2 separate regions of the Homo sapiens genome follow, and region 1 is linked to region 2. Evidence: chromatin loops called from intact Hi-C (ENCODE). Cell type or tissue: PC-9. All regions are shown on one strand. Links, peaks and the distances in the headings refer to the core of each region. The heading gives the core; the rest is flanking DNA.

Region 1 (16,374 bases), core at 4,386-12,385, 390 kb before region 2:
ATGAGGACTGAGAATGAATGTGAGAGAAAGTCTTCCTTTGAAAATATCTACAGACTGTTGCCTACACACGTTGTGCAGTGTACAATACAAGAATGTAATGTCCTTTTACTCCTTAATTCATTCAACAAATATCTTCTGTGAATCTGTCATGCGTCAGAGTCAATGCTAGTGGCTAGGTATGTATGAATACAACGGTTAGCAAAGTGTAGTCTTGGGACCCTGAGTGCCCTGAGAAATTGTCAGGGGGCCTTCACAGACCAAGCTATTTCCACAAGAATACTTAAAAGTTCTTTGCGTTGCCCATTCTTTCATGATCACAGAGTGAACCCATCATCTGTTATGCCAGATGTTAAAAAGGTTTCCAAAAACGTAAAAAAGGGCCAGGCGTGGTGGCTCACACCTGTAATCCCAGCATTTTGGGAGGCAGAGGCAGGTGTATCACGAGGTCAGGAGATCGAGACCATCCGGGCTAACATGGTGAAACCCTGTCTCTACTAAAAATACAAAAAATTAGCCGGGTGTGGTGGTGGACGCCTGTAGTCCCAGCTACTCCGGAGGCTGAGGCAGGAGAATGGCGTGAACCCGGGAGGCGGAGCTTGCAGTGAGCTGAGATTGCAACACCGCACTCCAGCCTGGGCGACACAGCGAGACTCCATCTCAAAAAAAAAAAAAAAAGCCACCCTTCTTACTTTTGTTTTTTTAAAAAAAAACCCATCATTTTTATTTAAAAATATGGTACTTATGTTCATGTGTAATAATTTCATTATTTATTCACTTTAATTGACAAAACTTATACATATTTATCATGTACAACTTGTTTTGAAAAAAGTATGCATCACAAAATGGCTAAATCAAATTAATGTATTCATTACCTCACATTCTTATTTGTGTGTGTGTGTGTGTGTGTATGTGTACGTGTGTGTGTGTGGTAAGAATCCTTAAAATCTACTCTCTTAGCAATTTTTAAGAATTCAATATATTTTTATAACTACAGTCACTACGTTGTGCAATAGATCTCTTGAACGTATTCCTATCTAGCTGCAAGTCTGTATCCTTTGACCAACATCTTCCCAGCTCCTCTCATCTTATTGTTTTTTAAGTGAATTAATTAGTAAATAAACACTTTTAACTGTTCACAAAACCTCTCATTGTTATCTTGAAAATATTTTAAAGGTGGTTTGCAAACTTTTAAGTCGTAGGATACTTTACACTCTTAAAATGTTTGAGGATACCAAGGAGAGCTTTTGTTTATGTGGGTTCTCTCTATCAATATTTACCATAATGGAAATTTAAACTGTGAATATTTAAAAGTGTTTTTTTATTTTTATTTTTTTTTAAAAAGCAGCGTGGATCCTTCTCATTCAGAACTTTCAACAAATTATCTGTAGGCTGTCCAGCACTCCCTTGCCATCTGTCGCAGGGGCTAGAAGCCTGAGAACTCCGTTTTCTAGAATCCTCTGCCAGGAGGGCTCCAGATTAGTTTCTGCCAATGAGAAGCATTCTCACAAAGTTTGGAAGACAGGCAGAAGCCAGATTGTTGCTCCGCGAGCAGGCGTCTGGGCTTTAGCAGATGTGGAATTTTTTTAGCACTTTAAGGCGTTCCTATAATGACTGGTTTCAGAGATTCATAAAACTATAATTATAACCAATAGTTTCCTGGGGTCTCTGAAATTTCCTGACCCTCTTAAAGCTAGTAGCAAATTTACATTTTTTCTCCTCCCACCCTTTCAACATTTCTTTAATCATTGAATTCTATGATTTATATCTCTTTCTGCTTAGAATAACTGGAGAGTTTATATATTTCTGAACCATCTTACTTTGTGGTTGGAGCATCAGAGAAAGACCAAACAAACAAATAAATATGCAAAATGCATACAAACCATGTGAAGTACAAGAGAAATAAAATTAGCATCATAATATAGGCCTCATTGTTAGGTTTTAAGATGTATTAAAACACACCCTAAGTATATGAGAACTATACAGTGTCAGCCTATTTACTTACATTAATAATTATGTATCTGTTTTTGATTTTCTAAGAAAACATGTAGTTTGTTTTTCAAGTTTCAAGGCACCATAAAATAAAATCAGAAAATGATATTGGGAAAATGACATTGACTTTTAAGAAATTAACACCAGTGTTCCTTGTCACAATGATTTGTGAATGTGCTATAAAATTTTACAGACTCTTACCATATGGAAATGTTTTACACAGAAATTCTTGGCAACATGATTTAGAATCTCATTACGTAATACCTTGATATAAAACACCGATTTGCTGATGTGATTAATTAAAAGCACAATTTTCATTAATTTTTATTTTAATTTCTGAACATTTTTCTATTTCATTGACTCTTCTGGAAAACTCAGCATAATCTAAGTTATATGAAGCATAACTTCCAACAGTTGGAACAGAAACTTCAGATTGCAACAACAAAACATATTGTACCTCAGCTTTGCAGAAATAAGCAACATTTACCATTGAGGAGGAGGAGAAATGTCTTTTCCTCACTCATCCTAGGTACATGGAGGAGGCTTCTATAACAGAAGACAGATGAATAAAAGAAAAAAGCACACAAATGTATTTAATGTAAGTTTTATGTGACGCAGGATACTTCATAAAGAAATGGAGACCCCAACATGTGTAAAACTATGTATTTTTTTATGTTAGCTTTGATAAAGAAGTGGATAGTCATGGAGAAGTATGAGGGACAAAGGGGTATGATCTAATGTTGATAAACTTGGGGAACTTAGCAAGGCCTGTGTGTTCAGATTCTCCTTGGCCTCTCTGTAACATTCCTTCCCTCTGAATATAGAGCAGGTCACCTGTCACATGAGAGTCTTTAAGATGGAGGATCAGAGAGACTTTTTGCTTCTGTGGTTTTCTTAAGTCCTTCGGATTAAAATACTCGATATTCCAAGGTGCCATATTTTGGGGTATCAGTTCCTGTACCCCCATTACTTTTAATTAGGGATTTTTATTTAGGAAGACTATGTGGTATCATAGAAAGACATTTGATGTCAGAACTACCTTCAAATAACTGTAAGTTACTTAACAGAGTAGTTTACATCCCCTTAGTTCTACAGACCTGAGAAGATAAGAGTTTAGGTTTATGGGAGGCTAATTCTACTGCACACACTAGTGACTGCACATTGCTTCATCTTTTTGAGCCTCTTTTCTAGTCAGAAAAAAAGAGGTGACCATTCTTACCTGCTAAGACTTTAGCAAGGATTAAACCAAGAAATGAATGGCAAGTGCCTTGGTCAGATCTAGCACAAAGTACACACCAAAGAACAGTACTATTCTCACATGTCCCACTTAAAGGACATGGCTACAAGCTTTGGGAGAGAGTTGATCCTGTGTCCCCTTTTTTATGGTATCATATTTGATGAAGCTTATGAATGCTAAGGAGTTGGGTGTGTTGCAAAAGTATCTTCATTGGGATTAATTCATTGATTATAAGCAAGGCAGAGAGAGGAGGAGAACTATTTGATTAAATGTATTCTCTTCTAACCTCAAAGGTAAATCATGCAACATATATCCCAACCAAGCAAGGGCTAGAAAAAGCTGCACACACGTTAAGGGATTGGACTTTCAAGTTTCATCTTTCTATTTGTCAGTTCTGCTTAAATCTTTCCCTTTTCTACTTCTTTTCATGAAGGCCTCAAAAATCATTTTTGTCTCTTTTCAGCAAAATAGTATCCTTCACCATTAAATTATTGATGTTAATAATCTTTTTTTAATGAGGTGGATTTTTATTCATGCTCAATCAAAAGAATCCACACCCTTCTCCTAATTCAGTTTCTGTGGGTGCTCCTCCACTCTTCTAATGATTAGTCATATCTTTGGGTGCTGGGAGAGAAAAAGATTTTCTAAAATATATTTTAGGAAAGCATGCACTTTGTTTTTTTCTGATTTTTTTCAAAGTAGGCATATCTGTTTAAAGTACCACTAGCTTTGCAAAAACATTAAATTACTATAGGAAGAGCAAAGAGTCATGAGCAAATAAAAATGTAAGGAACTGTGCTTTAATATTTTTAAATTGCTGCACTATGACATCTCTACAAAGGGTCCTAGTTAAAAAATAACTTGACTTACTGTCTTAGGGGTTGGCAGCCAGAGAGGGAGGAAAGGGCTATAGATTAAGAAAGTGGGTTATAAGAGTATAGAATTTTAGAGGTAGAAAGAACGTTGGAGAACAACCTAATATCCCAAATCCTTCATTTTATGAGCGAGGGAATTGCAGGCAAGTGAGATAAAGTGACAATAGAACTTGGAACCTACCCTTTGAAAATAAAGAGTTACAAGTGACTTTGTCTACACATGCAAAGCCAAGTGTGAAATGGTGCCTTTCTGCTTAAATGACATTTAGAGCCAGGATTGTCAAATTCTGCATCCATGTTGATTGGGTCATCAAACTAGTCGGGTATTTTCCTAATCTCTGCTAAAAGCCATGCTTTGCAAACCCAGTCTGTGGGTCTACAGCAAAATGCAGCTCAGGCCCTGCTCCCATGCAGCCACTTGAACAGCTTTTAGCATTGTACACTCGATTGTTCAGTTTTGTGCTGAGACACCATTTTCTTGCCATCCTGTTTCCATTGACTTCTCAGTTCTTTTTTCACGTAGCCCATCATGTACTGGCTAAGCACTCAGATATGCATAGCCCTGAGTTAAGTGGTTAGTGGGAACACGAAAGTACAAGCCAAGGTCCTGAAGGAGCTTATTCTCTAATTAAGAAATAAATGGATGCATGAAGAAGTGAGATCATAGATCCTGTATCTGCAAGTGTAATATATTCAGTGCTGTGGTTCAGAAAAGGGAGTAATCTCTATACACCGCCCTGGATTTGAACTGGACTGTAAAATGGGGTAGGTTCTAGATATATGTTCATATGTTCAGATATCTACATAGATTCTATATCTAGATATTCATATATCTAGAACGTATCTATCCGCATTTCACGTATATGATATATCAGTATATCACAACCATGACGTACGATATAATTACATGAAGCAGACAGGGAATGGCATTCTAGGGAAGGCGATAACATGCACACATACTTTAAGTTGGTAATAAACACCCCATATCCCAGTGTCAGATAGGAAAATAATCTGTTGGGGGCAGGGGGATTCATGATAGGAAGTAGCTGGTTGGGTGTGTTTTAGGAGAACTTGACTACTAGGCTGAGTACATTATCCCATTAAATATAGCAAGGCTGCTCATTACAAGCCTATGAGTAAGTCAACTTTTCATGGTGGAGAGTAGAGAACATAAATTGTCTTGCAATCCATTAATATTATGACATGATTACCTGGTTGCCCCCCAAAACGCATCATTTTATGGGCTCTCTTCTGGTAAAATTACTTTTCTGACTCTGTAACACCATAAAAGAATACTCCCCAAACCACAAAACTGAGACAACTAGAGTGCTTTGGATTTTGCTACCCATGTAGATTTATAAGTTTTCTTTTTATTGATAATTCATTGTGGAAATTACTTTGGCAAATATGTATTCAGAAGTCCATTCAAAAAGGAAAAACTCACTAAGTGAAGAATCTAAAAAGTTAATACAGCTCACAGAGCAGCCAAGAAATAGAAATAGAAATGGTGAGGCTTGAACTTCTAGCAAAGATATCAGTGTTTCACGTGATGGATCCAGAAGGAGATGCAATCCTTGCCTACCCCATTGCCATCTTTTCAAAGTCAAGAATGAGACCCAAGAGTAACAGGAGAGGGATGGAGGCTGACAAAGGCAAAGCAGCAGAAAGGAATCATTTAGAATATGCTCATGTCCTGATTTGAGGTTGAAGACCCCCCAGGATAAGAAGTGTTCTGCATGAGATATGTTTATTTGGCAAACAAGAAAGGCCAGAACAGGGCCATCATTTCTTTTTTTTTTTTTTTTTTGGAAGCCCTCGTGATGGGATAAGAAGGAACGCATCCCAGCCAAAGGTCTAGAAGGAAGCTTCAAGGTCAGGCCCTGATTTGACACAGGGCCCCTAACACTGTCAAAGTGGCATGCCTGTTGGCCCCTACAAATGCACGAGGAGAGTTTCTGTGTTGTGACAGAGTCACACTATTTATCCTCCTTCACTGAGCTTGCAACTCTAGGAGGGACACAAATGGAGTGTGAGGGTGGCAGGAGGAAGAAAGGCCACCCTTAACCAGCCAGATAAACTGAACCAACACTGCGGGACAATGGAATAAGTGATACCACCGCCAGTTTTACTTTCTTTTTCTTTGCTTATATGTCATTTAAGAGCCACTTGCAGTCACTTGTCCCCATGAACAAAGGTACTCTGATAGCTTCCTTTTTTTTTTTTTTTTTTTTGAGATGGAGTCTTACTCTGTTGCCCAGGCTTGAATGCAGTGGTGAGATCTCGGCTCACTGCAACTTCTGCCTCCCGGATTCAAGCAATTCTCCTGCCTCAGCCTCCCAAGTAGCTGGGATTACAGGCACCAGCCACCACACCCGGCTAATTTTTGTATTTTTAGTAGAGATGGGGTTTCACCATGTTGGCCAGGATGGTCTTGAACTCCTGACCTCAAGTGATCCACCTGCCTCGCCCTCCCAAAGTGCTAGGACTACAGGCGTGAGCCACTGCGCCCAGCCTGATAGCTTCCTTTTTATCCCCACTGGTGTAAGTTGACTAAACAGCAAGTCTTGAGGACTTTCATGGTCTTCTCTCCTCTCTTGTTCTAGGCTATTGCTTAGTCCCCTCATCCTAATCAGGAATAGTCAATACCTTCAGAAGCTCCATGGAAGATATCCAGGAGATTATCCAACTCTTTCAGATTTCCCAGAGTCCAAGAGTTTGGCTCTCCATAGCCCAGCTTTTTTTTTTTTTTTTTTTTGAGACAGAGTCTCATTCTGTTGCCTAGACTGGAGTGCAGTGGCATGATCTCAGCTCACTGCAACCTTCGCCTCCTGGGTTCAAGTGATTCTCCTACCTTAGCCTCCCAAGTAGCTGAAATTACAAGTGCATGCTACCACACCCAGCTAATTTTTGTGTTTTCATCAAAAATACATTTGGATTTTTAGCAGAAAACGGGGTTTCACCATTTTGGCCAGGCTGGTCTTGAACTCCAGACCTCAAGTTATCCACCCACCTCAGCCTCCCAAAGTGCTGGGATTACAGGCATGAGCAACCGCACCCAGTCTGTAGTCCACCTTTTGTAAGAGATGTGAATTGGGATGAGTCTTCCCGGTGTGCCTAAGTCTCAGCTCAGGCTCCTAAACATTCAAGAGAACAGAGAAACTGTCCTGAGGTTACAGGCCTTCGCATTTCTCCTGATGCAGTGGATGGGATAGCAAGTACCAAGGCTTAGCGACTACTCTAGCTTGTGAGCAGATCTGGGGATCCCTAGAGGGAAAGAGGAGAATGTGAATGATTTAGAGTCGTCTTTGGTCTAACCTGGTCATGACTGTGCTGTGTTCCTGACCTGGCTTAGAAAAACCCTCCCATTGACAAGCCTTTCTTGGTTTCTACACCATAAGTTGATGACTATTGAAGCTGAACATGACCTCAATGGTCTTTTAGTTGGCATATTACACTTGGGTTGGGGTGTGGATATGTGGGAGTTTGAGGGATGGGGATTAGGTAGCTGAGGACCAGGGACATCTGATGTAGTGGAAATCTCCTTTGTGCTGATTTTAGGTCTCAGGACAGTCCCACAGCCCAACACCACCTTATCCATGGGACTATCGTGATCGTTGGGTTCTCCGGATGGAGTCCTAACATCGCCCTTTTAAGCAGTTGCCCTTTCTTTCTACTACCCAGGTCAAGCTTTGGAGAAATGGGACAGAAAGTCAAGGAGAGTTTTAACTTTAAACTCAGCAGCCTTTTTTGAAGGTGTCGCTGTGGAAGCCAAGATCATGTCTGGGATTGACCCTAAGGTTGATGGAAGGTTTCTGAGCATAGTTCAGCATCATCCCACCAGGGGGCAGTAGGAAGCTGTGTGCACAAACCATTTCATCTTGACCAAAGTCAAATCCGAACCATACAACTTTTCTGTCCTTGAACCGGAGCTTCATTAAAACCCTTGGGCAACATTTCAAACTTTAAAACTGTAGAAACTTTTAGTGAATATGGAAGCATTGTTAAGCGTAGGTTGGATTTTCTCTTCATAACCAATACAGGATTCAATTTTGCTGGGAGCATGTCATCATTTATTTTCTTGTCTGAAATGGCTGTTTTTCACTGGTTTCAAGATCTGAAATATGAATGCATTATTTACAATTATGTAATACCCTTACCCTGAGCTGTAAAATAAAAATTAAAAAAACTTGCTTTTCCGTGTCTTTTAAAGTGTTGCCTCCAATCCATGTTATTAAAATTTAAAAGAGCCCAAGAGCAGCATTGGTAATAGCAGAGAACAGATTCACACTCAGATTCATTTTTGTTTAGCACTTGCCGTGTGCCAAGCATTGCCCTGGGAACTAGGAGTACAGGGGTGGCTCTGTTCCTCGGGGAGATCATGGTCTCCTGGAAGATCCTACAAAATAACAGAAGACCAAGTCCCCTGTGCTCTGGAGTAATTAGAATGCTGCTCTTAGCTTTTAGGCAAAAAGCTAATCAAATTGGTAAATGGGAAAAAGAAACACAATAGAATCCTTTCTGGAAAAACCACTGCTTAGGAAACCTGACATGTTCATAATTGCAGGATTTGGGGTAAAAACCCCTCAAAGCAAATTTCCTACTTTATCAATTCCATTACAGCCAATTATGGCCTGTGTGTGTGTGTGTGTGTGTGTGTGTGTGTGAGTGTGTGTGTTGTGTCTATATATAACGAAATTAGGGCAAATGGCTTCCTCATTATTAAGAGAGCATTTTTCCTTCCTACTTGAGTTTTCATTATTTCCTAAGTAATATTTTCTCAGTGCAATTTTGCAAATGTAAGATACCCGGGAATAGATACAGGTTGAAGCGGCAATCCAGGGACTGTCTCATAAAAGCATTGAGAAGTTTGGAAGCACATTAAGTTTTTAGATTGAAACAGCAATAAAATAATGTCACTGTGTTATGAACCAGGTGCTGCCTGCCTGCCTGATGTGTCTTGATTCTAATTAGTTAAACAGTAAAAATGGAGCCCTTATTTTTTTGGCAAGGTTAAGCGTATGGCTGAACATGCTCAGCACAGGACAGTGATTTGCAAACTCTGAATCCTGGTCCCCAGTCTATTCTTGACTTTGGGAAAGTCACTTCGCCTCTTGTTTCTTATTTCTCTTGAGTAAAATGGAAGCCATGAAACAGTCCATCTCACTGGGGTACCGTGATGAATGTCACAGATGATGGAAATATGCTTTGCAAATTCAAACTGGGGTTGAAATGTTGGTGCTAGCCCATAGCAAAGAGGTATGTGTCTGGTTTCATAGAGAAGCAACTCCCCTGCCTCCCTTTTTTGCCCACTTCTAGCCTCTGCATATGCCTAGAAGCACCAAGATCATTATTCAGCCATTTTTGCCCTTAAACAAACCAAATGCAGTCATTTCAAAGATATTCAGAAAGCATCTTGCCTTTATGCTCTTCAGGAAGCAGGAACCATGAAAATCAAGTTATTGTAGTTGTGCTTATGCGCCTTCTTGCCTCGGATTGACAGGGAAGGTATTGCATTTGGGGACCATAACCGCAAAATGGATTTATGATATAGGAAGGAGACAATTTCTCCATGTGGAAAGGGGAGCACTGGGCCGGTAATTCCTTGTGGTGAGTTTTTCTTCCCTAGACAGCAAACACAACGGCAGAAACTGTTATTTTCTTTTTTACTGTGTATCCAACACCTGTCACAGTGCCTGGTACACCGTAGCCCTACAGTAAATGTTCGCTGAAAGAATGTTGAGAAAAAAAATCCACTGTTTCACTTGAAACTGCTAATTGTCATACCAAAGTACTTGAAAACTGCATTTTCCATGAAGATCCTAAGTCATAAAACAACCATGAAATAATTGGAACTAATACTAATCCATTCATGTCTAAATTTATGTACAAAATTATAAAATTTTAATATATTTTAAAAGGCTTTTTTAAAAATGAACTTTAACTTTGATCTTTATTGTTTTTAGTAGATTTTTCTATAAGCCTGAATTCCCACAGTTCAAAAGAATGAAGAGAGATGCTAGTTTACCCTTGTATTGCGGAAACTCCAACAATACTTAACTAGCTCACAGGGGAAAATGGGATTTCAGTCACATGGTTTTTATTCTTATTTACTCCTGAGCATCCCAGTATTTTAAAATGTAAAGGCATAAAGAGGAGATACAAATGCCTTCAAAACTCACTGTTACTTCTTAGAAGCCCAGGATGACTTGAGAATTGAAAAACAGCACAGCTTCATGGTCTAACCTGTTTCGAAGGTGATTCCCAAGTCTCTTCTATGAATGCTTTGTACTGGGATTTCAACTGTTTGTGCTTTTAGTGTTTCTTAAGGAAGAAGCAGCCACATTTCATGATTCCTACCAACTTGCAGGAAGTTCTACTGTGAAAGAAGGATAAAAGAACTTAGTATTATTTTCAGGAGAAGGGTTACATTTTCCCACATTATCACATGTCCCCCCAAAAAGTATCATTGAAGGGAAAATTGAGGACTTCTTAAAAGAAAATAGAGTTTAAGGCCACTATGAAAAGAAATGCTTTAATTTTTTAATTGCTTGGGTCCATGTTCAATAAAGAGCTTCGCTAATCATTTTTCCTAATTACTTTGGCTAACTCACATTTGATGGGAAAAATATATATTGTGGAAACTGCAGTGAAATGTAAGTTGTTCTCCCATGTAATTAGTTTGTTCTGGGAGCTTATTTTTATTACAAAAATAATTTGTGGTAGGTAGCTATAGGAAGACGCTCAGGCTGGAAGGTTTCAGGATAATATTTTCTATGTGAAACCTTCTCTACCATGAGAAGTCATTTTATTCCTTGGAATTCAAACATATACTTTACATCTAATTCTAGATAGAGAGATGTAACAGACCTGGGCCTTTCACTGTCTGGCAGCATTTTGGTGGCCTTCTATCCATGGAGGGAATTAAAGGCTTCAGGCATCAGGGCCCTGTATATTCTTTCAGAGAACCTATCTCTGGGGCCCTGTTTCCCTTTCTTACTTGTGTCTCCCTCTCAGTGCCAGTTCAGTTATATGGGAGGTGTAGGGAATGGTGGAGGTTGGAAGAAGGGCACAGCCATGCCTATACCTGGAGTGATTTCTCCAGGGAACATTGACTGGTTTTGTTCATGGCTCCCTGAAGCCAGGAGGTATGGAGAAGGGGGCTTTCTTTTTTTTTTTCCCCCCAAAACTAATCTAACTGCCTGTTCTCTGAATCCCATTTATACCAACTCCCCAGGAATGTCCTCTCAACTATTTTCAATTTTACCCTCCGTTTGGCTCTTTCTCCTTTGCTTTCAAACATTAGTAAATTCACTTATATTTTTAAAAAGAAGAAAAAGAAAAAAAAAGACTTAACCTTAGCAAAGTCTTCAAACAAATATCCTTTACCTGGTGCCTTTATTTCTTTGTGTTCTCCTTCCTGACTTTTATGTACTTTGCAGTCTGGCCCCATCCTAAAATATCTTTATTGTTAAGATTTTAACTCAATAAAAATCAAACCTCAATGCAGAAAAGGACCCCAAGAGGTTGTCTGGTCTGCATCCAAATCTTCAGGCATCAGTGGCCATGCACTTGCCCCAAGAGAACAAATTTCCAGGACCCTGTTTCTCGTTCCTGCCTCTCTCTTGCTCTCAATGCTAATTCAAATACATGGGAGGCCAATGGAGAGCAAGCATTGCCCGACCTGGGGTGATTCCCCAATCTGCAGACAAGGCACAGGGGCCAACAGCCAGAGGACACTGTGTACTTCGATAAATCTTTTGGTGTTTTCTCATGCTCACCAATCTTTCTACCATGTTTGATACAGTTAAAAAGGCCAGTTCAATTTCCATGACACTATATTCTGAATTTCATTCTGAACAACAGGGGAGAATTAGTTGGGGAAACTGGGCACTTACAAAAGGTCTTACTGATTCTCTGGCTCAACAGAGAATTCTCATAAGCAGAGGGCCTTTGCATTGCATTGAAAATACTTTGATTCTGTGAGCAAAAACACAAGCATGGTTCGTATTGAGCATGGTTACTGATTTAAAAGCAATTCAAAGCTGAGTGTACACTCCAGATTTAATGTTTGGCTATGGTTTTTATTTAGAAATATTTCAAGACAGAAAGAAGGCATTGTAAAAGTTACAGCACAACAGATGGTATATTTGGATATATATTCAAATATGCAGACTAGATCTCTATCATTGGGATCGCTTTATATTAATATTTCTGAAAATAACTATCACTAAAAATAGCCATATACAGTTTTTTTCTGCTTTTCTTCTGGGCACTGTTACACAATTTATAAGAAAACAACTGCATTGCCTTTTAAAATCAGAATACAAATAAAGCGGTTTGCATGGTTGTATGTATATTTGGTGTTGCTGTTGGTTGCTTTGTTTAGTCTGTTGGTTGATTTGAATTAGGAAGATTCAAAAGAACAGGGTGAAACCTGTGTGTTTGCCCCAGGGAGGGTGCCTCATTGCAAGAATCAGGACCTGGGATAGGAGACAGAGAACTCACTGACTCTTGAGTAGCTGGAGGCAGTGTTGGACCCTGGCAGCACCAAGTAGGCACTGACAATTAAGGAGCAGGAGCAATGTGGCCAGGGAACCACCACTGCCATCTCTTGCCACAAGCCACTCTCACACTGCTGCCACTGCTACTTCTACCCTTCGCGTCATCTTGAGTCCTTCCCTCAGGGTTTAGAGTAGAGCCCACATCACCTACCTGGACACTGGTGGCCAGGGATGGTGCAGAGATGGGGAAGGCGGAGGGAAACGTCTGAGAAGGGTCTTACCCTTTCCACTTAGATTAAGGGATGAGGGGGTAGATTCGCTGACATGGCAGAGAATTTCCCAATAATGCGAAGGAGTTTTGAATGGTGGACTCTCCCGCAATATTCAGTATAGAAGGGGAAATGTATTAGAACACTCTGACTAATAAAAATATCATGTGCCCTCTATTGATTTATTAAGATTACTATAGTGATCCCTCCCAAGTGATTCCAGCATTTTGGGAGGCCAAGGCGAGAGGATCGCTTGAGCCCAGGAATTTGAGACCAGACTAGACAACATAGCAAGGCCCTGTCTCTACTAAAAATTAAAAAAAATAATAATAACTGGGGATGTTGGCACAAGTCTGTAGTCCCAGCTACTCAGGAGGCTGAGTGGGAGGATCACTTGAGCCCAGGAGTTTGAGCTTACAGTGAGCTGTGATTGCACCACTGCAGTCCAGCCTGGGTGATAGAGTAAGACCCTATCTAACAAACAAGCAAATGATTACAGTAAACCTCATAAAAGTGTTGGAAGCATGGTTCATATATTATCATAATTTCTAGCATTGTATACTTTTAAAATCCAACTCAGTAAAAGTATACCTTTATATAACTAGCGATATGGTTTGGTTGTGTCCCCACCCAAATCTCATCTTGAATTATAGTTCTCATAATCCCCACGTGTCGTAGGAGGAAGCAGTGGGAGGTAATTGAATCATGGGGGGCAGTTACCCTCATGCTGTTCTAGTAATAGTGAGTGATTTATCACAAGATCTGATGTTTTTATAAGGGGTTTTTCCCCATTTTGCTCGGCACTTCTCCTTGCTGCCACCATGTGAAGAAGGACAGGTTTGCTTCGCCTTCTGCCATAATTGTAAGTTTCCTGAGGCTTCTCCAGCCCTGCGGAAACGTGAGTCAATTAAACCTCTTTCCTTTATAAATTACCCAGTCTCTCGTATGTCCTTATAGCAGTATGAGAACAGACTAATGCAATTAACATCGGGCATTGAGTAACACAATGTGTATCTTGTAGGTCTGATGTCATTTCTGTGCCATGCAGTATCCTGGGGCACAAGTGGTGATCTGAACAGTCATGGAAATCCAACTGGCTTTTCAACTGTACCAAACACGCTGGAAAGATTGATGAGCATGAGAAAACACTGTCAGATTTATTCAAGTACACAGCTTCCTCTGGCTGTTGGATGCCGTGCCTTGTCTACAAATTGGGGCTTCACCCCAGGTCGAGCACTGCTCGCCCTCCGTGGGCCTCCTGTGTGTTCAAATGGGCACTGAGGGCAAGTGAGAGGCAGGAAAAAGAAACAGCATTCTGGAAATTGGTTATGTGGGGGAAAATGTGTGGACTCTGATGGCCTGAACTTTTGAATGAAGACCAGATAATCTCTTGGAGTTCTTTAGTACATTGAGGTTTGATTTTGTTGAATTAAAACCTTAACAATAAAGATATTGCAGAATAGGGCCAGACTGCAAAGTAAACACACACACACACACACACACACACAGCTGCTTTAATCGCCAATGTGAGTATATTTTAATTGAAATGTTGCTCTACTTATAATTTAACTAATATGGCTCATCTTACATAATATAATCACTGTCTTTATGTAATAATTGGAGTTACTTATGTACTATTTTCCTGACCCCATTCATTCATACATCTGCCATGCTTCATATGCAAATGTCTGTCACAGAGCAGCCATTCGGTGAGTTCTTATTACATGAATGATCAAACTGAACTATGCGACAAATATTATTTCTGGTGTGAGAAACACAAAATGAGTAAGGCACAGGTCCTCCTCCAAAGAGTTCAGATTCTAGTGGATAAGATAGAAAGTAAACAAGTATTTAAGTGACATAAGATATGCTATAATAAGAGATACATGAAAATATTCTTAGCATTTATTGAGCCTTTACTGTATACCAGGGAGGTTACTATATGGTTCACAGATAGTTATTTTATTAAGACAACTAAATGGCATGTGTGTATTTTTATTACCATCATTATCATTTCCATTTTATAGATGAGGAAACAGTCTTTGAGAGGTTAACTGATATAGAAAGTGGTGATTTGAATAGGAAGATTCAAAAGAATAGTATGAAGGCGGTGTTTGCACCAGAGAAAGTTCTTGATTGTAAGAAACAGAAGTTTGCCTGAGCGAGGGGAATGTCTAAACTCAAACCCTGAGCATCTCATCTGGAGGGCACACTCTTAGCCACTACTTCATGCCATACTTAAACAAGGAGGAGTTTGCTATGGTTTTCACAGAAGAAAGAGTGCTGCTCTGGTATCTTGCAGGCTGTGTAGGTGATTTTTTTTTCAGGCAGATACTGGATATTCCAGACAGAGGGTGTCACACACAGCAAAGCTGGGGTCATGAGAGAACATAGTTGAATAAGCAACTGCCAGTAGTTCAGCCGTGAGTTGGGCATTGGATCCCTATGGGGTCTGTGATAGTAGATGAGGCTGGGAAAAGAAACCAAGAGGCAGGCAGCTGATGCCGACTGTGGTAAACAATCTCACGGGGCTCTCAGGGCTGTGGATATTATTCTCAGGAAGGTGAAGAGCCACGGAAGGAGGGGAGATGAGCAGATTTGTGGCAATTGCCCTCAATCTCTTACCGCCTAATTCTCCTTACAGCTGGTAACTAGCAACTTCTAGTCAGGGCCACAGTCACTTGTGGTTCTTTCCAATTCATTCTTAGTCTCCTCTCTCCACAGAGCTCAGGCATAGGTTGTCCAGGGCTGGGCCTGGGTCAGCTCCAAGTCTTAGGTCACACACTTTACTCAGATTGCCCCCACCTCTAACCACGGAGGCACTTTTAGAACATTCCAGAGAACTTGCCTCTCTCCTTCTTTACAAAAATTGCTCCTGCTGTTCCAGGCCTCCTCAGATGCCCAGTGGGTCCACCAGAGGCTCTGGCGGGGACCTCTGCTCCATCCGACTTCAGATGTTACCTTGCTTCACATTAAACCAGCAATCACTGGCAATTAAATGTATTATTTAATAAGGACAAAATTAACCCAAACCCCTCTCTTTTATATCCTTCAAATGCTATTTTTTAAATTTTATTTTGGTAGTTTTGGGGGTACAGGTGGTTTTTGGTTCCATGGATAAGTTTGTTAGTGGTGATTTCTGAGATTTTGGTGCACCTGTCACTCAAGCAGTGAACACTGTACCCAGTGTGTAGTCTTTCATCCCTCACCCCCCTCACACCCTTCCCCTTGAGTCCCCAAAGTTCATTATATCATTCTTATGCCTTCGCATTCTCATTGTTTAGCTCCGAAGTTATAAGTGAGAGCATATGCTACTTGATTTTCCATTCCTGAGTTACTTCACTTGGAATAATGGTGTCCAACTACATCCAGATTGCTGCAAATGCCATTATTTTGTTCTTATTTATGGCTGATTAGTATTCCATGGTGTATATATTCCACATTTTCTTAATCCATTCACTAGGTGATGGGCACTTCTGGTGGTTCCACATCTCTACAATTGT
Region 2 (16,374 bases), core at 2,748-10,747:
TCATGATGTTAAAATGAAATCATGACCGTCTTTTAAAAATTAATGCTGTTCAACTATGTTGCATACACTTGAGGACATAAATGCGGAAAGCCAGATCTTAGCACTACCTAGCTACATATATCTATGGAGCAGGTGCTATAGGATAAATAATTCGAAGGAAATCTCAGTAAACTGTTTTTCTGGATGACATGATCTTTTCTTCTTATATGATGTGTACTTAGAGTTAGAAAGTTTTGGTCCTGCAAGGGATCTGAGACACCAACTAGCTCAACCTCTGGCCTTACAGATGAGATACCTGTGACTCAACGAGGTTATATGTGGACCAGTTTTTGGCAGAAGCTGAACTAGAACTAGCATTCCCAGACTCCTGGTTAAATAAAAATTTTAGGCAGGGTGCAGTGGCTCACACCTGTAATCCTAGCACTTTGGGAGACTGAGATGAAAGGATCGCTTAAGCTTAGGAGTTTGAGACCAGCCTGGGCAACAAAGTGAGACCTCGTCTACTACAAATTAAAACAATTAGCTGGGCATGATGGTACACACCTGTAGTCCCAGCTACTCAGGAGGCTGAGGTGGGAGGATCGCTTGAGCCTGGGAGATCGAGGCTGCAGTGAGCCATAATCTTACCACTGCACTCCAGCCTGGGCAATAGAGACCCTGTCTGACTGAATGAATGAATGAATGAATGACCAACCAACCAATCTTACCACTGGTGTCAACTCTGGAGTGCGCCACACGTGATCTTTGCTCCTTTCATTTGGTAGAGTTTCAGGGCAAGCTGCTTTTTCTATTTTCTCAGTGGTAATCAGTAGTGTGAGGTTACAGGGAAGGTTAAATTAGGTTACCACATGACAGTTACTTGATACAGAGCAGCAGGCACCTGTTATGTTGGGTCCTTTATTTCTTCCCTCATCCTTTCATTAGGAAGAGAATATTTCTATAGGGTCAATCACAGATGCAGAAGAGGAGAGAGCTGCATTGAGCCAATGACACCAGAATGTCTTCGTGACAGAGAGACCCCTTCGAAGAAGAGAAGAATAGAAAGGACAAGTGGGGTTCAGGTGGCCTGATTATACAGACCACCCCCTTCATGCATGACCCCAAAGGGCTTACCATTTGGGTTTGCGGGTTTGGGGTTGCCTAATGATTTGGGGAAGTCTTTACAAGGTTGTGATGGAAACAGAGGGAGATTGGTGTCATGGATCTCCATGGAGCAAGGAGGAAAATCCAGTCTTACAGACCCTTGAGTCCTGCTCACGTGGCTCAGAGAATATTCCCACCATCCCCTGCTTCCTCCTCAGTTAGGCATAGCTCTCCACTCAGCAGCTTAGGGTAGCAGCTTCAAACACCAAGCTGTAGGCCATGCATGACTGAGAAAAGTTTTCACCGGAGGCAAAATGAGAACACTAACTCCAACATAAAGAATTTTTCACTAGATCAAACCTGAAATTGTGTTTGCTTCCCCCTTTTTTGGTATTAAAGTATCTTTCCTTTCTTATGGTAAAAAAATGATACCACAGAGAGTAAGATTTCTTTAATGCCTCTTACTTTGCAAAATAAAATCAACATCCTTGTATTGTAACCCCTCATAAATTTGGGGGAAATATTTCTTTAGAAATTTTCATCTATGAAATATAAAATAATGGGAACTATGATTATGGAAATAAGCTCCAGAGAGTTTAGCTTTCTCCATGGTTCTTACTAATATGAATATGTGAGCATCCTAGCAGCTTAGCCAGGAGGAACCATTAGAATTGGTGTTGGTCAGCGGTGGTTTGCTTGTAAGGCACCGTTATCCCAAACTAGTGCAAGAACAAAAACTGAATTAATTGAAGGAATTCATTGGAAGGACCCCACAGTGTACTGGAAACAGAAAGTGGGAAGCCCAGGAGACCCCAGATGGCTGCTGTCTTATCTTTTGTGCTCTCTGAAGATCGTGGGGGTCTCACATCTCTGTTTTTTAATACAGATTCGCTTTATTTTTTTTCTCTGCACTTTTTTCTGTTTCACTTTTCCTGCCCACGTTAACCACAGCTTCAAGTTGAAAACTAAGTTGTTTCAAGTTCTCTGTAGACATTGACTAATAGATCCTCTGTCCCAGATCTAAATTTACAATTGAGAGTTTAATTGGACCAGCTAAGTTCAGGTAACTACTTCTTGACCCAATCAGGAAAGACATTTCCAGGGGCGAGAATTTGATTGATCCAGCTAAGATCAGGTGACTACTGTTCAGTCCAATCAGGAAAGACCAGGCTGGGAGTGGGTAGCCCTGTACTTTATTGCCCAGTTCAGAGCAACCCTCGCACCTCCCTCACCTACACTCTTCCTCCTCCCCTGATGCCCCTTTAAACTCAGCAGTTACTGCCCCAGACTCCTTCTGCACCCAGGGTGATGTGCCTCTTCATTCTTCCTGTCCATCTATTGCATATATATTATCTTTTGCCCCCATATAGACCTTACATGCTTGACGAGCTCAAGAACTTTTATCTCTGGTCCACTTTTACCCATGGTGCCTAGCACTGTTCCAAAATGCTATTTTGACTTTTTTTTTTTCCAGCATATCAGATCACAGGGTATCTGGCACAAGTGTCAGCAATTTCCATTGTCTTTTCTCTGAACTAAATGATGTCTCAGCAGCAAGCTGGCATCAGAGGGGAGGGTACTGCGTGTGAGGAGACTGCTAATATGTAGTGATCGTTTTCAGTGAGAACGTGAATAACAACAAAAAGAGGAGTTTACATTTGGAGCTAAATAGCTATGTTTAGGAAGTGAGGGGAGAAAAAATATATAGCCCTGCATCTCTGATTTTTCTACTTACCTACCACTACGATGACCCTGAACAAGAAACAGAGATTTGATTTTGATTTTCTTCAAGGATTATTACCTTCTGCAATGGAAAATGACAACTCATCAAATGTATGGTTTCTGCCGTGAGCTATAAAGATGACCAAAAGGCAGAGGTTATAAATGTAGCCATGTTGCTTAAAGTAATATTATTTCTTGGCTATCTTGCTAAACTGAATCTACCTTCTTTAAAAAAAAATGTCAGGAATGAGGACATCATACCTTGATATTCTGCTGAGCACAGTAAGGAGGAAGCTACTTCACTGAGGACCACGTGAATTTGTCTAAATCTTGGTGAACTGGGCAGTGATTTAGGGATAATTTTCCTGGTCAAATACTTGTAATGTGTGTCAAAGCCAGATCCCCATAACAGAAGCAGACTTTGTAAAAAATAAATCTAGGAATGCACCACTTTGGGGACTTGTACAGAAAAATTAACCAAAGGAGACAATTTCACTGTTAATGCATGTCCTTTCTGGTCATGATATTGGCATATCTTTGCTGAGTTTCCTGTAGAACACCCAGTCATCTCCTTGAAGCCACATCCCTTAAGAAACACAGGGCGGAAGGTACTGACCTTATCCCTGCTTTCCTCTATGGGAAGGTCCTGAGAGGCATGTAGGAAGGTGTGATTGTCTGGATAATGCAATTGGTTCTGTTGAGAGGGGTCGTCTTGTACTTTTAGCAAGAAGCTGCTCATCCCATTCTCAAAGGGTACTGCTAGAGTATCAGGCACACCTTGGGCATCCCTGAAACAAATCTGTAGCCCAAAACTCAAGGCAGGACTGGCTAAAGAATTGTCAGGGTACCTTGTTCAAAAATCATTAATAAGGCCGGGCATGGTAGCTCGCACCTTGGAATCCCAGCACTTTGGGAGGCTGAGGCAGGTGCATCACCTGAAGTCAGGAGTTTGAGACCACCCTAGCCAACGTGGCAAAACCCCATCTCTACTAAAAATACAAAAATTAGCTGGGCATGATGGTACATGCCTGTAATCCCAGCTACTTGGGAGGTTGAGGCAGGAGAATTGCTTGAACCCAGGAGGCAGAGGTTGAAGTGAGCCAAGATGGCACCACTGCACTCCAGTCTGAGCAACAAGAATGAAACGCCATCTCAGAAAAAATAAAATAAAATAAAAATCTCCCTTGCAATGTGAGTTTACTGATTGTGGAAACAGTCTTGGTATGAGACTCTGAAGGACCAGTTGTGTTCAATTTACTCTGGTATTAGTAGCTCATCCATCTAGGGTGCGTAGAAGAGTATACAGTCCCATCTGTTGTGAAAGCACTGTTAGAATTTGTCGGGCAAAAGGAATTGTTTTGCTGTCACTTTCTTATAATGTGGCTTGTCCTCAACTCCCTGTTCAAAATGCACCACATAAGTCAAACAATAAAAATCTTAATGGAGACCAGGTGCAGCGGGTCACGCCTATAATCCTAGCACTTTGGGAGGCCGAGGCAGGCGGATCACCTGAGGTCAGGAGTTCAAGAGTACTCAAAGTACTCAAAGCCTGGCCATCATGGTGAAACCCCATCTCTGCTAAAAAACACAAAAACTAGCCAGGCATGTTGGGGCACACCTGTAGTCCCAGTTATTCAGGAGGCTGAGGCACAAGAATTGCTTGAAAACCGGAGGTGGAGGTTGTAGTGAGCCGATCTCACACCACTGCACTCTGGCAATAAATAAATAAATAAATAAATAAATAAATAAATAAATACAATGGAACACTTAAGGGCAATGTTATTTTCCGGTAATTTTCACAACTGATACTTTGACCCACTGGGTCTTTAGTTTTCCCTATCTAACCCTTGTGATGGACTGTTACCCCTTGCCATATTATTTTTCCAGATTAATAGAAATGGCATTGGACATATTTTCCACACGATTAATAATAGTCTATTTTCCCACTTTCTTTAAAATGCCTTTTGCAGACAAGGAGCCCCAAACTGTCTCACAGTCCTCAACCACCCAGTCTGGGTGACCCGGTCGAGCATTTATCAGAGACGTCCGCTGATTCTTTGGAAGCCATGTCTGAGGGGGATGCTCCAACCCCTTTTTCCAGAGGCAGCCGGACTCGTGCGAGCCTTCCTGTGGTGAGGTCAACCAACCAGACGAAAGAAAGATCTCTGGGTAAGCTTTAGAAGGCAGTTTCTGATGCCCCTTTCTTACTGAATGCGTTTGTTGTTATACTACTGAACCTATACTCTTTCATTCAACATTAATTTGATCTTGATTTGCAAATACTCTAGTACTGGGAAACTTCATTGGTTTAATATCAAGCATTGAGGATTTGCCTGCTGGGTAATCAGGTCAAGTGCAAGCTGATTTTGAGGCTGGGCACTTTCAGAAGTGGTTGGGATTAGCAATTCAAGCCAAGAGGCTAGTAGTATTTTACCTATGTTCCTGCTACTATACAGCAGGAGTCCCCAGTCCCCAGGCCATGGACCAGTACCAGTCTGTGGCCTGTTAGGAAACAGACCACACAGCAAGAGGTGAGCAGAGGATGAGCAAGCATTACCGCCTGAGCTCCGCCTCCTGTCAGATCAGCTGTGGCATCCGCTTCTCATAGGAGCTGAACCCTATTATGAACTGCATGAGTGAGGGATCTAGGTTGCATGCTCCTTATGAGAATCTAACTAATGCCTGATGATCCGAGATGGAGCAGTTTCATTCCGAAACCATCTGCCATCCATGGAAAAACTGTCTTTCATGAAACCAGTCCCTGGTGCCAAAAAAAATTAGGGACCAGTGCTCTATAGGAAATTGTGAGGAACTGACCGTAGAATGATCCTCTTCTCACCTTGCAACCCTCCTCTCCAGTCCCAGAGGCCAGGACAGTTGGCATTTGTACCCAGTGGTGTGGGTTTCCACCAGCCCTGCTGCACCTGTCTGGTAGTCCAGTGGAGGAGATGACAAAAAGGGACAATGTGGCTAACATCTGCATGACTGTTCATAAGAACCATAAACACGAGGCTGTTCCCACTACCACGTGAAAGGATAGAGGGGCTTGGTGTGTGTAGGGCACAGCTTTTCTGAAAGGCAGAAGGATTCTTTTTATGATTTTACCACGTATCATTTCCTTTTTTTTTTTTTTGTATTGGAAGTTTACTTTCTATCTTGCTTTGCTTTTTTAATTGCTTTTTTTGGCGCTTTAACAAAATGGACAAGTCGTGAGGATTTAGACCTCTCTGTCAAGGGGGCAGATGTTTCTTATGCTTCATTGCCATGTTAAGGTTCTGATTTGGGTACTTGTGTTTGCAAACAGATGGGCTTGGGGATAAGAGGGGACAGGAAAAGAGTCAACATGCAAAAGCCTTCAGAGTCTAGCACGTGCAAAAGACAGCTGAACTCTGCCATGTAAAACTGAGCAAATGCCTTGCTGGGAGAAGAAAGAAAAAGATTGATGTGAGAGAAGGTACCCTGATTTTAGTTCCTTTGCTGCAGATAATGACCCAAGCAGACTGAATTCAGACATTGTCCTAGCTGTCCTAAAAAAAAACCCTACAACTTTGTTATTATTTGTATTATCAATATTAATATTTAACATTAAATTTTGTGTCAAATTAAATTTTGATCAAATTAAGATCAAATTAAAATTTGATCTTAGGTTAGTAATCTAGGATCCTCATTGTATAAATGAGAGAAGACCACAGAAAATGTGCTTTTTGTTTATGTGTGTGTTTGCTTGTTTGAGCTCACACACTTAATTAAGTGGCAGCAGTGGGAAGTCCAGGGCTCCAGTTCCCATTAACATGATCTTACAAATGAAGGGACAAGGACACACAGGGGAGGGACACACCCAAGGAGCATCATGGGCCAAGACAGTGTCAAGATGACACAGGCTTCCACACCGTCACCAGGCTGGGGCTTTCTGTGTGGATTCAAGAAATTTGTGGTTTTTCTTTTCTTTTTTTTTTTTTTTTTTCTTGAGACAGAGTTTTGCTCTGTCACCCAGGCTGGAGTGCAATGGCATGATCATGATTCACTACAGCCTCGACTTCCCACGTTCAAGGGATCCTCCCATCTCAGCCTTCAGAGTAGATGGGACTACAGGCACGCACCCAGGCGCCTGGCTAATTTTTTATTTTTTGTAGAGATGGGGTCTCACTATGTTGCCCAGGCTGGTCTGGAATTCCTGGACTCAAGTAATCCTCCCACCTTAACCTCACAAAATGCTGGGATTATAGGCATGAGCCAGCATGTCTGGCCTGAAACTTGTGCTTTCTTAACTCCACTCACACTTAGGAGCCAGGCAAGGAATGGGATTTCTCCTTTGTGCTTGGAGGAAATGAGCTCAGGTCTCTGTAAAGATAACCTCAGCTCTGCAAACCAAAACGAAGATAAGAATAAATGCCTGTCCGCCTTCCCCCATACCTGGGGGAACTTTGACTCTGTCGGATAATGGATCTTTTGTCTTAAAGGAAGGAATTTCCTCTGCAGCCAAGAACGGTTGGCAGTGCAGGTTGAGACTTGCTGGGTTCAGGAACCAAGCCTTGGGGCAGAGAGGCTGCAGGAGCTGGGGCCGGCTTGCCCAAGGAATGGCTGAGGGTGGCGGGTGTTTTCGCACGGGGTGGCCACGCTTCTGCAAATTGCTCCATTTTACTCAGCATCCTTTGCTGTAGAGTGCCGGTGTGCTGTCACAGCAGGCTGAAAAATGCATCTGACCTGTTTATTCTGCCCTCCCTGTGAGGGGCTTTTTGGCCTGCCATTTTTCACTACTCCTGGATAGAAACAAAGGAACACAGTAAGAGGAGAGGAGAGAAATGAGAAGTTTCTTGCCAAAGCCAAGGGAAGCTCTGGTTCCAGAAAATGAGGCTGGCACTGGGCCAGCTGGGTTGATGTTGCCCTTGACCGCCTCTTTGTGGCCGATTGGGGAATGTCCCCCCAGCCGCACCTGGCCCTTATGGCGTAATCCAGTTGAGCCTGGACGGGAAATAAAAAGGAAAATGTGACTCACAGCAAGTGCAAATGCAGTCTCCCTCCCAGGGGCCTTGCTCAGCTTAGTCTTTGGGAAACTCCCCGCCTGCCTGGCCTTATTTAACACACAGACGCACGGGTTCCTGGGATAAACAGTGCTCCCCAGAGAGCCCCGGCCATGAGCAGGGTGTCTACCAGCACCTGGGTGGCCCAGAAGCACAGCTGCAACTCCATGGGGCCTCAGATATGCCGACTGGATACTTTGAGCTGTAACCCCCCTGGAAACCCGCTGTTGATGCCATCTGGAAGCCCTGGGTGTCTTTTGGCATCTGTATGTTGTCACTTTATCTCAATCCATAGAGTTTTAAGTTCTCTCATGAAGCCCTGTTGATCTTGCCTTTATTTAAAATTTTGATGGTTTATCATGAATTTTTTTTATCATTTTATTTTTTAGGAGCAATTTTTTAGGTTTGTAACAAGATCGAGCAGAAAGTACAGACAGTTCCCATACACCCTTGGCCTCCACGCATGAACAGCCTCCCCCATGATCAGCATACCCTACTAGAGTGGTACGTTTGTTACGATCAATGAAATGAGACCGACACATTGATATCACCCAGAGTCCATAGTTTACACTGGGGTTCACTCTTGCTGTTGTACATTCCATGGATTTGGACAAAGAGGCTGTCAAGGGCAACATCAACCCAGCTGGCTCAGTGTCGCCCAGGCTGGAGTGCAGTGGAACGATCTCGGCTCACCGCAATCTCTGTCTCCCGGGTTCACGCCATTCTCCTGCCTCAGCCTCCTGAGTAGCTGGGACGCAGGTGCCTGCCACCATGCCTGGCTAATTTTTTAGTATTTTTAGTAGAGACCAGGTTTCACCATGTTAGCCAGGATGGTCTCGATCTCCTGACCTCGTGATCCGCCTGCCTTGGCCTCCTAAAGTGCTGGGATTACTGGCGTGAGCCACCACACCCACCTGCTTTTTAAAAGTATTGCACAAAGACATTATTTATCATGATCACTGAGCTTTTGGGAGACCCTTAAATTTTGCACTGGAGGTATGCGTCTTGTTGACCTCACCCCAGTGCTGGCCCCTCATGTAACCCCAGGAGCATCAGACACTGTTACTGCCAGCCCCCAGCCACGGGGCCTGGAGTAAGGAGAGTGAGGAAAGCCCAGTTCCCGGCCTGTACACTGGCACGTGGTGCCACAGTTTGTCACTGGAGTCCTTCCCCAGCTCAGGCAGCACAGAAAGGGGAGGGCTAGGCAACTTGAGGGTGGAGCCAGGACAAGATGGAATCCTCACACCACTCCGGCTCCTGAGAGGAGAGGAAGCCTTCCCTCACTTCAGTCTGCCTGTGCCTGGAGATAAACCTGCCTGCCTCTTAGTTTCTCCACTTGAATAAGTCCTCATTTCTATTGCTTCAGTGTATTTGGGGGCTGGGAGAAATGCAGGAAGGCTGAGCATGGTGCATTTCGCAAATGGTGTTAAAAGACATGCAAGAGAAAGTGTGGGGAACAGTAGCTGTGTTTTGGACCCGTCTTAGACATCACTGGTGTCTGTGTAATGGTCTCCCTCGGGTGCTGTCCTGGGATGCAAGGTGTCTACTTCTCATTTGGGAGAAGCATTTTGACATTCAGACAGAGCCAAGTGACAGCAACACACAAGTCCTTTCTGAGGCTTAGAGCCTAGAAATTTACAAAGAAGAAAGGTAAAGAAAGAAATTGATGGGTTCAGCAGCACTGACTTATCCCAACGCCAGGTTCCAACAACCTATCGTGTCTAAATCTGTACTTCCACAGAGTGATGGGTTCCCTGCCCTTTCCTCTCATCCAGAGCCCAGCTGAAATTCTTTTCAGTGGAATTTATGCCACTTCTCCTTTACTCTCTCTTCAGTGAAAATAGAGAAGACCAGGAGAAAGGAAGACTAAAAAGTAAAGTGAAAACCGCCTTCCAATAGAATTTGGTTGCAGAAATAATTTCCATGAAAAATGGTCGGGCTGATATTAGGTCTGGAGTCTTAATGATGGAGTAGTTTCCTTTTAATCATGGTGCTGTCTTAGAAATGCCTGTCTGGAATGTGACCATGGGCGGGGGTTGGTGTCTGGCCACTGCGTAGTCGGCCTTCGGGGAAAGGGTAGCCACAAGATGTTCCCACTCTTCTGTGAGCCCTCAGGAATTTGAAAATAAGACTCATGTGAAAACAGGAACAACAGCAGCAACTTCTTGATGCAGACAGATTCCTTTGTTGACCATATTCTGAATGCATAGCTTTAGAAAAGAGACCTCACTGACCAGCCCGGCAGCCAGAGGAGTTCCCATTTCTGCAACAAACTGCCTCTGAAACACTCAGACTGAAAAAGCAAAAATGATCTTAAGTGGCATAGGAGGATTTTAGACTGGTTAGAGGGAGAAGTTCCTCAGGGGGACGAATTATTGAATATCTGTGTGGCTGTTCTTTTATTCCAACATGATTAACTTTGATGCTTATCATTCCCTATGGGAATTTAAGGAAAAGAAGGCTCATAATTGCCAGAATCTTCCATCCTGTGTACATGCAAGGCTGAGTAGGAAATCAGGGCAAAGGAATTGATGAATTGTCTGTCTCTAAAGATGAAAACAAAGAGGGGGCAACAACTGTAAGACTAATGTGAGACTGTCTGAATGTGAACAGTTATTTCTTGAATATTCAAAAATAAATCTATTTTATTTATTTATTTATTTATTTATTTAGAGACAGGGTCTTTCTCTGTTGCCCAGGCTGGAGTACAGTGGCACAAACATAGCTCACTGCAGCCTTGAAGTCCCTGACTCAAGCAATCCTCCCACCTCATCCTCCTGAGTAGCTGGGACTACAAGTGCACACCACCATGCCCAGCTAATTTTTCTGTTTTTATTTTTTTTTAGAAATGGGGTCTTGCTGTGTTTTCTGCTGGTCTCAAACACCTGGCCTCAAGTGATCCTCCCACATTGGCCTCTTAAAATGCTGGGATTACAGGCATGGGCCACTGCACCTGGCCCAAAAGATAAAAGAATTTTAAACAAATGAAAAGAAGTATTGCTCTGTAGAGTAAGTGAAACATTTATGAAATTTGTTTTTTCTAAGACCTTGTAGTTATTGAAAAGTAATACTGTAAAAACAAAAATTCGCAGAAGGGAGTTTCATAGCAGGTCAATAAGTTCATGGTCAGGCTCTTAGGCTGCTAGCATAGAAAATGTCAGAGCAGGCAGACACACAACAAAAAAAGAGAATTTTAGACCAATATCCCTGATGAACATTGATGCAAAAATTCTCAGTAAAATTCTGGCAAACTGAATCCAGCAGCACATCAAAAGGCTTATCCACCAAAATCAAGTTGGCTTCATCCCTGGGATGCAAGGCTGGTTCAACTTACGCAAATCAATAAACATAATCCATCATATAAACAGAACCAAAGACAAAAACCACATGATTATCTCAATAGATGCAGAAAAGGCCTTCGACAAGATTAAACAGCCTTCATGCTAAAAACTTTCAATAAACTAGGTATTGATGGGACATATCTCAAAATAATAAGAGCTACTTATGACAAACCCACAGCCAATATCATACTGAATGGGCAAAAACTGGAAGCATTCCCTTTGAAAACTGGTAGAAGACAGGGATGCCCTTTCTCACTACTCCTATTCAACATAGTGTTGGAAGTTCTGGCCAGGGCAATCAGGCAAGAGAAAGAAATAAAGGGTATTCAATTAGGAAAAGAGGAAGTCAAATTCTCCCTGTTTGCAGGTGACATGACTGTATATTTAAAAACCCCCGTTGTCTCAGCCCAAAATCTCCTTAAGCTGATAAGCAACTTCAGCAAAGTCTCAGGATACAAAATCAATGTGCAAAAATCACAAGCATTCCTATACACCAATAACAGACAAACAGAGAGCCAAATCATGAGTGAACTCCCATTCACAATTGCTTCAAAGAGAATAAAATACCTAGGAATCCAACTTACAAGGGATGTGAAGGACCTCTTCAAGGAGAACTACAAACCACTTCTCAACGAAATAAAAGAGGACACAAACAAATGGAAGAACATTCCATGCTCATGGATAGGAAGAGTCAATATTGTGAAAATGGCCATACTGCCCAAGGTAATTTATAGATTCAATGCCATCCCCATCAAGCTACCAATGACTTTCTTCACAGAATTGGAAAAGACTACTTTAAAGTTCATATGGAACCAAAAAAGAGGCTGTATAGCCAAGACAATCCTAAGCCAAAAGAACAAAGCTGGAGGCATCACACTACCTGACTTCAAACTATACTACAAGGCTACAGTAACCAAAACAGCATGGTACTGGTACCAAAACAGAGATACAGACCAATGGAACAGAACAGAGCCCTCAGAAATAATACCACACATCTACAACTGTCTGATCTTTGACAAACCTGACAAAAACAAGCAATGGGGAAAGGATTCCCTATTTATTTAATAAATGGTGCCGGGAAAACTGGCTAGCCATATGTGGAAAGCTGAAACTGGATCCCTTCCTTACAGCTTATACAAAAATTAATTCAAGATGAATTAAAGGCTTAAATGTTAGACCTAAAACCGCAAAAACCCTAGAAGAAAACCTAGGCAATACCATTCAGGACAGAGGCATGGGCAAAGACTTCATGACTAAAACACCAAAAGCAATGGCAACAAAAGCCAAAATTGACAAATGGGATCTAATTAAACTAAAGAGCTTCTGTACAGCAAAAGAAACTACCATCAGAGTGAACAGGCAACCTACAGAATGGGAGAAAATTTTTACAATCTACCCACCTGACAAAGGGCTAATATCCAGAATCTACAAAGAACTTAAACAAATTTACAAGAAAAAATCAAACTCTTCAACAAGCGGGCGAAGGATATGAACAGACACTTCTCAAAAGAAGACATTTATGCATCCAACAGACACATGAAAAAATGCTCATCATCACTGGTCATCAGAGAAATGCAAATCAATCCACAATGAGATACCATCTCACACCAGTTAGAATGGCGATCATTAAAAAGTCAGGAAACGACATGTGCTGGAGAGGATGTGGAGAAATAGGAACACTTTTACACTGTTGGTGGGACTGTAAACTAGTTCAACCATTGTGGAAGACAGTGTGGTGATTCCTCAAGGATCTAGAACTAGAAATAGCATTTGACCCAACCATCCCATTACTGGGCATATATCCAAAGGATTATAAATCATGCTGCTATAAACACACACACGTACGTTTATTGCAGCACTATTCACAATAGCAAAGACTTGGAACCAGCCCAAACGTCCATCAATGATAGACTGGATTAAGAAAATGTGGCACATATACACCATGTAATACTATGTAGCCATAAAAAAGGATGAGTTCATGTCCTTTGTAGGGACATGGATGAAGCTGGAAACCATCATTCTCAGCAAACTATCGCAAGGACAGAAAACCAAACACCACATGTTCTCACTCATAGGTGGGAATTGAACAATGAGAACACTTGGACACAGGGTGGGGAATATCACACACTGGGGCCTGTGGTGGGGTGGGGGAATGGGGGAGGGATAGCATTAGGAGATATACCTAATGTAAATGATGAGTTAATGGGTGTAGCACACCAACATGGCACATGTATACATATGTAACAAACCTGCACGTTGTGTACATGTACCCTAGAACTTAAAGTATAATAAAAAAAAAAAAGAAAGAAAGAAAATACAACAACAACCACAACAACAAAATGTCAGAGCATTCTCTCTAGCATCAGAACCAGCGCCCTGGCCTAAGTAGCTGGGAGTGGGTGGTTAGGGTGTCTGGCTGGAATCACCCATACCAGTCTCTTCCTAGTGCACCTGCTGCTACCACTGAGGCTGGAAAGCAGATTCTTTCTGGAATATCCAATGTGCTGGGTTCTGGAAGGTGAGAAGCAAGGCAGTTGTGGAGACTTGGGTTTTTTGTTTTGTTTTGTTTTGTTTTTTTTCAGCATTATTTGCCAAGCTCCCAGGGCACGGCCACCAGCTTGATCGGGTTGAGACTGCTGGGGCAGGCATCCATCTCTAGTACTGAAGTGAAGGTGAGGCCCAACTCTGCATCTGTGCTGGCAGCTTCCAATCAAGGCAGCATGGCTTTGGAATCACACCTGACCAGAGTTTAAGGAAGCTTCCTCTTTACCAAACCAGGTCTATAGTCACCCAGTTTTACTGTGAAGATTCAGCCCAGTGATTCTGCAAGCCATTTAATAAATCCATTTTTTTTAACTGGCTGAACCAGTTCAGTTCTCTACAACTGATCTCTGACTGCACAGGGGCCTAACTTATTATATTTGTAGATATTGTAGTGCTGCCTGTTCTGTGTGTTTCAGGAAATAGGACAAGTGCTGGAGGGTATAGGTTGATGACTTCTGGAGGCTTGGCAGGGAGCTGTAAGTGTGGTTTTCAAACTATGTTCTAGAGAACATGGAAGTTCTATATTATAAATACTGCAATTTCATGTAAGATCTCATTTGAAAAATGAGCTGATGCTAAACTGGTAAAAAATACAATAAAATAAAACCGATACACACAATAAAAATTAAATAGGCCAGTAGTATGGGGGAAAAAAGGAGGGAGGGAGGGAGGGAAGGAAGGAAGGAAGGAAGGAAGGAAGGAAGGAAGGAAGGAAGGAAGGAAGGAAAATTATGAGGAAATTTCAAAAGAAAGGGAGAAAGAGAGAGGGAGGGAGGGAAGGAAGGAAATGAATAAATGTCCTTTATACTCAGCAGGAGTCTTTAAATACTTTAATTTGCCAAAACATTCTCTTAGTTTTCTCGCACTTGATGTAATGAATGTCCTGAGAGGTAGTTTTTTAAAAACCGAGTCAATCTTTAAGTAAAACATTTCAGGCTAAGAATTAACCATTGTAAGGAATATGTCAAAAATTTCTTCAGTATAGTGAAGCATGTTTTGTGATACAAGCATCCCCCCAGTTTGTCCTTTATCAACTAGGATTTTCATATATGAGGCTTGCTGAAAAAAGGCAGCGTTGTCCAGGTTTCCTCACTTGGCTCCCAATTCACCCATAAGAAAGAATGTTCTTGTAAAAGATCATGTGGATTCATGATGCATTTGTGCTTACTTTAAAAAACAAAGTTGGTCAGATATCCTTAGGAATCTCTTGTGATTAAAATTCCTGGGTTGAAACTCTAGAAGAGATTTCTCAAACTTTGAAGCAATTGTTTAGTTAATATGGACCTGAGAGATTCTATGCCTTTTACCAAAAAAAATATATCTTCTAGGATTACTTTGCAGATGGGACATAGGTAAAAAAGCATGGCCTGAAGTGAGGAGAAGATGTGATGAATGACAAAGGTGTCAACCCTCAGGCACCATTATTTTAGAGGGACTTTCAGTGATCAGGGACTATGAGGAGGAAACAGTCTTAGCAGTGAGAGAGGTCTTAGAGAAGATTTAGGTTCTCCTGTTTCTTTCTTTCTTTCTTTTTTTTTTTTTTTTTTTTTTTTTTTGTGAGACGGAGTTTTGCTCTTGTCACCCAGGCTGGAGTGCAGTGGTGTGATCTCAACTCACTGCAACCTCCACCTCTGGGGTTCAGCAATTCTTGTGCTTCAGCCTCCTAAGTAGCTGGGATTACAGGCAACGGCCAACACACCTGGTTAATTTTTGTATTTTTAATAAAGACAAGGTTTCACTATGTTGGCCAAGCTGGTCTCGAACTCCTGACCTCAGGTGATCCACCCACCTCAGCCTCCCAAAGTGATGGGATTACAGGTGTGAGCCACCACACTTGGCCTAGGTTCTCCTGTTTCTCTTTCTTCCTTTGCAGCCAGGCTGTTGTTAAACCTGGAGTATAAGTCACCTTTTTATAAAGTTAACCTAAGACTTTTCAGTGCTGAAGATGGAGCTATAGGGTTAAGTAACTGGAAAGGTAACATATTTCCAAAGCCATTTCAGAAAATCAGTCTTGGCGTTAAGTTAGAGTGAACTATTCCATTCTCTCTCTGCTATACCCATTGATACCCCATCCTAACCCAGACACCTAGCTGATTTTGTTTTCCTGATGCGAAAAATACTCTAATTCAAAAATGAACCCTCCATCAAGTTTCAAAGACAACACAGAAGAAAGTAGGCAAGTTTTATCTATGATTTATACCTTTCTAAATCCAAATTAGATTTGATCTGGCTTCATCAAAACCAATAAAAATATCAAAGAACCATTAAAATAAGAATTAATACAAGTAGCTGTTGGGTAAAATATGTGTTCCAGAAAAATTAAGATAAAGATGATGGCTGTAATTGCAGTTAATATTAGAATATAAGACAAAAGAAGAAATGTAAGGCATTATTACATGGATTGCATTGTTTAAGATGAGGTTTATACCAGCTCATTAGAAAAAAAAAAAGTTTTAAGGCATTATCTTCCAACAACTCTTATATCTTAATGTTTTTGACATCTGATTATCTACTAAGCAGTTATATATCACAGTTGTTTTATGAAATGTTTTCCATGTGGCTATATCTTTACCATAAAACTTCAAAATCCAACAACACAGTATTAAGTCATGCAGTGAGAAGGCCATAACTTAGAATCTATAGATTTCCAGGGATCTAATTTA

Evidence for each region. A loop is a pair of places that touch in the nucleus more often than their neighbours do. Peaks named below come from ENCODE experiments on the same cell type or tissue, not always from the same donor. Only the 100,000 strongest peaks of a DNase experiment are listed, where the experiment ranks them.
Region 1: a loop joins it to region 2, with 12 times the contacts of the local background. A loop is called at or near these places in 8 of 110 quality-filtered maps.

What each region holds. Positions count from the first base shown.
Region 1 is chr10:23,986,718-24,003,091 of GRCh38, forward strand. It overlaps a transcript of KIAA1217 not described here. Among named protein-coding and RNA genes, the nearest start is that of KIAA1217, 210 kb to the right of the region's middle. In PC-9, for the core only: CTCF peaks have their summits at 7,959 (motif pointing right) and 8,159; no DNase peak of the experiment used is centred there.
Region 2 is chr10:24,376,094-24,392,467 of GRCh38, forward strand. KIAA1217 reads left to right here. Exons shown (of 21, transcript NM_019590.5): 3 at 4,776-4,974. Among named protein-coding and RNA genes, the nearest start is that of MIR603, 110 kb to the left of the region's middle. RefSeq lists a silencer at 4,850-5,046 and enhancers at 6,955-8,154, 7,252-7,331, 7,482-7,641. In PC-9, for the core only: CTCF peaks have their summits at 7,688 and 7,905; a DNase peak (open chromatin) is centred at 7,768; H3K27ac peaks cover 450 bases.